Regions from separate parts of the Mus musculus genome. Here region 2 is linked to region 1. The links are chromatin loops, found by intact Hi-C in ENCODE. Cell type or tissue: left cerebral cortex. All regions are shown on one strand. Links, peaks and the distances in the headings refer to the core of each region. The heading gives the core; the rest is flanking DNA. Region 1 holds the start of Ikzf1 (IKAROS family zinc finger 1). Region 2 overlaps Gm11998 (predicted gene 11998).

Evidence for each region. Hi-C counts contacts between places; a loop is a spot of excess contacts. Peaks named below come from ENCODE experiments on the same cell type or tissue, not always from the same donor. Only the 100,000 strongest peaks of a DNase experiment are listed, where the experiment ranks them.
Region 2: it touches region 1 in a loop (2.5-fold over the local background); 13 of 42 quality-filtered maps call a loop at or near these places.

The regions. Positions count from the first base shown.
Region 1 is chr11:11,684,635-11,687,535 of GRCm38, forward strand. It overlaps Ikzf1 (IKAROS family zinc finger 1), which reads left to right and starts at 1,291. Exons shown (of 8, transcript NM_001025597.2): 1 at 1,291-1,834. It overlaps Gm11999 (predicted gene 11999), which reads right to left and starts at 1,001. Exons shown (of 4, transcript NR_166812.1): 1 at 656-1,001. In left cerebral cortex, for the core only: no CTCF peak of the experiment used is centred there; DNase peaks (open chromatin) are centred at 1,558 and 2,127; H3K4me3 peaks cover 1,340 bases.
Region 2 is chr11:11,562,986-11,565,886 of GRCm38, forward strand. The region is part of intron 1 of Gm11998 (predicted gene 11998); the gene reads left to right. Among named protein-coding and RNA genes, the nearest start is that of Gm29945, 6.5 kb to the left of the region's middle. In left cerebral cortex, for the core only: no CTCF peak of the experiment used is centred there; DNase peaks (open chromatin) are centred at 1,476 and 2,010.

The DNA of each region.
Region 1 (2,901 bases), core at 237-2,736:
ATTTTCTGCCTGTCCCTGTGGCTCACTCCTCCTGCCACCTGGGAAGCCTGTGTCTTCCTTTCCACCAGCACAACCTATCCCTTTGAGGCCCAGAGCCTTCCTCCCAAACACTATAGCTGCCTGCACTCCTCTCAAGGGTACTCCAGAGTTTTATTTTGTGCCTTTCTAAGTGGTTTTGAAAAGTGGTGAGGCAAGGCCACCGCCACCCCCACCCTACCCAGGCAGGGACACCAGGCAGTGTGTATGGAATTAAAGATTCTCCCTCTGTGCTCAGGGTTAACGCCTGTCTGGCCCCCTTCGGGTGTGGCCCAGCTAATCAGAAAGACGATGGGCTCTTTGTAGAGTGTGAGCACCATCAGAGGCTGCAGTCCTGTCTCTACGCAGGCACTCCGTGCCTGACACGCCAGGGAGAGGTCTGCGGCGCCGTGGAGCATGGTGTAGGATTGCCTTGCTCCCACCTCTGTCCATAGACCCCTTCCACGCTGGCGTGTGCACACAGGCCGGGATGGAAGGCGCCATCCTAACTTCTTCTGTGAGCAGGTGGGAGGGAAGAGACGCGAGAGGTATTCCATTGGTTGTCTGGGAAAATGAACTGCACCTTCTCCTCACTCGCACAGGATCAACTTTTCCCACCCCCTAGGGTGGGCATCAGTACCTTGGGGTCTGAGCCCGAACGTGGGAGCCCACGGGTCCCAGTTTCAGGGACTCGGCTGTGCGCTTGCAGCGGTTGCTCTTAGACACCGGGGAAAGTGCCTTACAGTGTCCCGTGTTCCCCGACTGGGCGAGTGAGCCTGTGTCCCGACCGCCCGGCTGTCCCGGCTGTCCCGCGCGTGGCGCTGCGGCAGGGAGGCCCCTCCCCCTCCCCGCCGGCCCCGCACGTGCCGCACCCCTGCGGGTCGAGCGCGGGTCCCGCAGTGGCGCGGTTGAGCCGGACCGGCCCGCGGGCAAAGCGCGGGCCGCCGCATCCCGCGCGGGGCAGCGGCGTGATGCTGCGCTGGAATGAGGAAGCTTGGCGCCAAGGGGAGGGCCCGGGCGCGCTGCGCGCGGGGGTGGCGGCGGCGCGCCGAGCGGGCCCGGCGCGGGCGAGCGGGCTGCAGCCGCCGGCGGCGCCAGCAGGTACGGCCGGTGCCCGCCGCCGCCCGGCTACCCTCGGCGGCCGGGCCCGAGCCCCGTGCGGCTGCAAACTTTGTGTGCGCGGCCCGGCGGGTCGCGGAGTTGCCGTCTGAAGGCGGGACCCGAGGGCGGGCGCGGGACGGGAGGGTGCCTCCCTCTGACCCGCTCAGTGTCCCCGTCAGGGTCCCGAAGCCGCGTGCCGTGCGCGCAGGCCGGGTGGGCTGTGGGACAAGCCGAGCGGGAGGCGAGTCGCAAGCGCCAACCCAAAGTTTGCACGGTGCGGGGCGAGGGGCGCGCGCTCCGGGCTGCCGCAGGTGGCGGCGCGGTGAGCCCGGGCCAGGTGCCCCGGCAGCGGGGCGGCGCTGTCGTGCGGGACAGCCGGGCTGCCAGGGGCTCGGAGCCGGGTCGGAGCCCGCGGGGGGCGGGGAGTGTGGCGAGAAATGGGGAACAATGCGAGTGAGCAACTTGAGGAAGTCATTGTGAAAGAAAGCTGGGAATTGCTCCGCAGCCAACTTAGCAGGGCACTCTAACAAGTGCCTGCGCGGCCGCGCCCGGGCCGGGGACAGGGGCAGCCCGGCGCAGTACAGCCCATCCCGGGACGCTCGGCCGCGGCTGCCGGAGACCCGGTAGGTCCCGCGGGGTGCAGGAGCCCCCAGATCCCCGGCTGCTCTTCGCGCCCCAGGATCATTCTTGGCCCCCAAAGCGCGGCGCACAAATCCACGTGAGTGTTTTCGAATTAAATTTCAGTAGAAAAACTTGGGATAACTGGTGGATTTTTGTTTTTGTTTTTTTCAATTAGGAATAGGAAAGAAAGGAAAGTCATTCGAAATCCATAGTGTCCGTGTCGCTCACGTCTATCTTTTTCTTTCTGAGGACTGTGAGAGCGTTGACTTAGGTCAAAGCCTCTGCCTTTTTAGGCTGGGGCTGCAGGTGCAGACCAGGCCAGTTGAGGCACTTCTGAGTAGCCCGGGGTCCCACGAAGAGAATGTCCTGCTTTTATGTTTAGGTTTATATCGACATATCTATCGAGATTACGGAAGCCAGCGTTTTCAAACTCATGAGTAAAGACTTTCCTTATTTTCGATGCGAGAGCTATTTGCTTTACTGATAAGATCCTGTCTGAGTTTGCTTTGTGCAAAACAAAAATGATCTGAGTATTGAAACACATACTTTTTCTCATCGCACTGTCTGATCACAGGTCATGAGACTATCGCAAGGAGACCCTGTTATCAAATAGGCATCAGGACGCTTGCACATTATTTGAAATGTGCTTTTTAAAATTGCTAAGCATCACTGGTGATTCCCAAGGTATCTTATGAGCCTTCGATTTCCTTCTAATTTGGAAGTGCAGGATATGGCATCTGGTGACCCAAAGGGGCATCAATTCAAAAGGTCTGAGCCAGAAATATTTTCTGTTTTCTTTCGGGCAGGAGCCCACCCAGATTGAATTTTAATGTGCTATTTTGCTCAAGTAACCCACACGTAATTTCTCTCCCTGCTGCAGACAACCTATTTCATCTTTGAGCTGCCTTGTTTTAAACTTACAGAACCAAACTGGTGTTAGGGAAATAGCCCTTTACTGGTCCAACCTACCTGTAGAAGAATTTTTTTTTTTAATGTCGAAAACGTATAATATATGTATGTATATATATATATATATATATATATATATATATATAAAATATTTTTTCATAGACATTGAAATGCTTTTAAGAATTGGTTCGTTTGGGGTTCTGAATTGAGAGGGGGGTGAAGTCAGTAAGAAAATCCCAGAGCCTGCTTCAGTTT
Region 2 (2,901 bases), core at 126-2,625, 120 kb before region 1:
GAGTGGAGACACTGGTAAGAGGAGACACTGCTGAAGGGGGACACTGGTGAGAGGGAACACTGGTGAAGGGGGACACTGGTGAGTGGAGTCACTGGTGAGAGGAGACACTGGTGAAGGGGGACACTGGTGAGAGAGGAAGCTAGTTAGGGAGACACTGGTGAGAGGGGACACTGGTGAGAGGGGACACTGGTGAGAGGGGACATTGGTGAGAGAGAACATTGGTGAAGGGGGCACACTAGTGAGAGGGCACTCTGGTAATTGGGGACACTGGTGAGAGGGGACACTGATGAAGGGGGCACACTAGTGAGAGGGGACTCTGGTGAGTGGGGACACTGGTGAGAGGGGACACTGGTGAGGGGAGACACTGGTGAGGGGGGACACTGGTGAGAGGAGACACTGGTGAGAGGGGACACTGGTGAGAGGGGACATTGGTGAGAGGGAACATTGGTGAAGGGGGCACACTAGTGAGAGGGCACTCTGGTAATTGGGGACACTGGTGAGAGGGGACATTGGTGAGAGGAGACACTGGTGAGAGGGGGACCTTCTCCTTTTTCTATTTTATTCTGAATCTCCCCCTTCGTAGAAAAATGCTCACAGACACATCTACAAGCAAACCCTCTGAGTCTTCTAAATCCCGTCAGGCTGAAGATGAAGCTGCACCATCATGCTATTACAATACCTGAAGAAGGAAAACAAAACTAACATTATTATTTGTCAGGAAGTTTCGGCACATGGCCTTAAGTAGCATCTCAGAATGACCAATCTGATTTCTAGATGCACAGTGCGATCCCTCTCCTTCTTCACATATCTGCACACACCCCTAAGCTTACACGGTTAACAAGTAAATACAAGAGTTAGATGAAAATCCCTCCCTCTCTTCTTTCCTCCCTCTGTCTCTCGCATCCTCTCCACCCATTCTATATTAAGAATCACTGAGCACCCACTGTGTGGCAAATGCTTTTAAATGATAAAGATAGAGATCTAAATCTCGTCTATGAAGGATTGAGAAAAGACCATGGGATCCTTTATGTCAGAAAAGCCTTTCTGGGGTGGATCTGTGTGGGTCCAGTGCCCTTTCTAGCCCCAAGTGAGTGGAACAACTCTAAGTTCAGGCAAATTTCAGAGGAATGTGAAGGCCAGGTGCTTACATGCCAAAAGGCCTCTTCCAAGGAGGAAGGAAGTGCTACCTCTGTCTTGTTTGAGGAACATTAAAGATGGGGGCCCCAAACTCAAAGGTCACCAGAAGAGCATGCTCAGTACTTCCTGGACCTAGCAGCAATGTGGCAGTGAGGGGCAGGGAAGGCAAGAAGAGAGATCAACGCATGGGGAAAGCTGGGGATCTGTGCTAGGCAACCCAGCTCCTCTTGGTTCCAGGCCAGCGCTTATCTCTAAATCAAGCTTGCATGAGGCCAGGATACATATCTTTCTGGGGCCTCCAGAGAGTTGGAAACCACATCCGTACCTTGGCTTCAACATGAGAGGAACTGCCCAGAGCTGGAGAGTGCCTGGTTGCTACCAGCTGCCTCCACTTCCTCCCAACAGTCACTGCTTCATGCAGTGGGATCTAGTTTTCTCCTTTTTAGCTGGGAGCAAGGCCTCCCTACTGTTATAGGCTTTTCCAGATGCACTTGGCTCATCTGACTTGCTCCTTGCCACCTACAAATCAAAGGCTATAGGAACTTAGTTGATATTCTCCGTAGCTGAGCAGTAGTACCCTCCCAGCTGTCTCGTCCCCACTCAGCAGCAAAATACAAGCAGGCTTTGGCACTGGCCCAGGTTGGAAGGGTAGGGTTGGAAGACTGCAGGCACATGGGGGACTGACAGGCCTGAGTCAGTCTGTCCTTACTGTGCTTTCCTCTCCCAGCATTCCCCATGCCCTTGCTCGGCTCCTTCGACTATGCCAGTATCAAGCACAGAAACACCACTTAAGCTAGGGAGTTGGGGCCCAGTCTCTAAGCCCAGGGGCATGTATAGTCTGTTTCCTGATTTGTAAAGCAGGGGGCAGTGCCAGGTTGAGTAAATGAAACAACTTACTGTTGACATTGCTGGGCTTGTAAGCACTGAATACACGTTGGCTCCTGGTACCCCTGGTCACTGACTGGGTTGTTTTAGGTGAGAAAGTGTTCATCTCTCATTTTTGTTAAAACTCTTGAAGACCTAGCCCTCATCCCTAAGTCTAGTGAGGCTTGGTGTGTACCAGCTCTGTGTTGAGCAGCAGAGGAGATCCCAGATCATTTTCCAGGGACCCCAAGCTCTCCCCAGAAGGCAGCTCTCGTCACCCGTCCTTCCTGGGGTTTGTGCTGCAGGAAGAGTTGCAGCTGTGTTCTCCAGGCCCCTCAAGCTCAGCTTGGTATATAAAGGAGCCAAAAAAGTGGGTCATGCCACTGAAAATTATCTCCTGGAACTGAGCCCATGTGGTGGCTTGCAGAAATTGTGTGTGTGTGTGTGTGTGTGTGTGTGTGTGTGTGTGTGTGTGTCCCTTTTCTGTTTAGGAACTCATGAGCATCCGTCCCAGGTAGCACAGGGACACCTTACAGGGACTGATATTTGGGTAGCACAGGGACTCCTCGCAGGGACTGATACTTGGGGCTCTGTCTGATGCTGCTTCTTTGGTCTCTACAGAAGAGTCATCTTTCAGCAATGCCGAGATGCAAGATGAAAGAGCAGCATTGGCCAAGTCTCCTTGTCTGCACTGACAGGTCTTTCTGCTCTTTTCTCTCCTCTGTCCCCTCCCTCCTTTTTTTGTATGAGCGACTTCTCTTTGCTGGGTAGTCAGAATCACCAAACCCCTTTTCTTTCCCTCTGGTTCAGCAGTTTTCCCATCTTGTTTCTCAGAGAGAGAATCTGTGAGTGCCATAGCAAGGCGGCCACTTTGGCAGGAATTTGATCCTTACCAGTTCT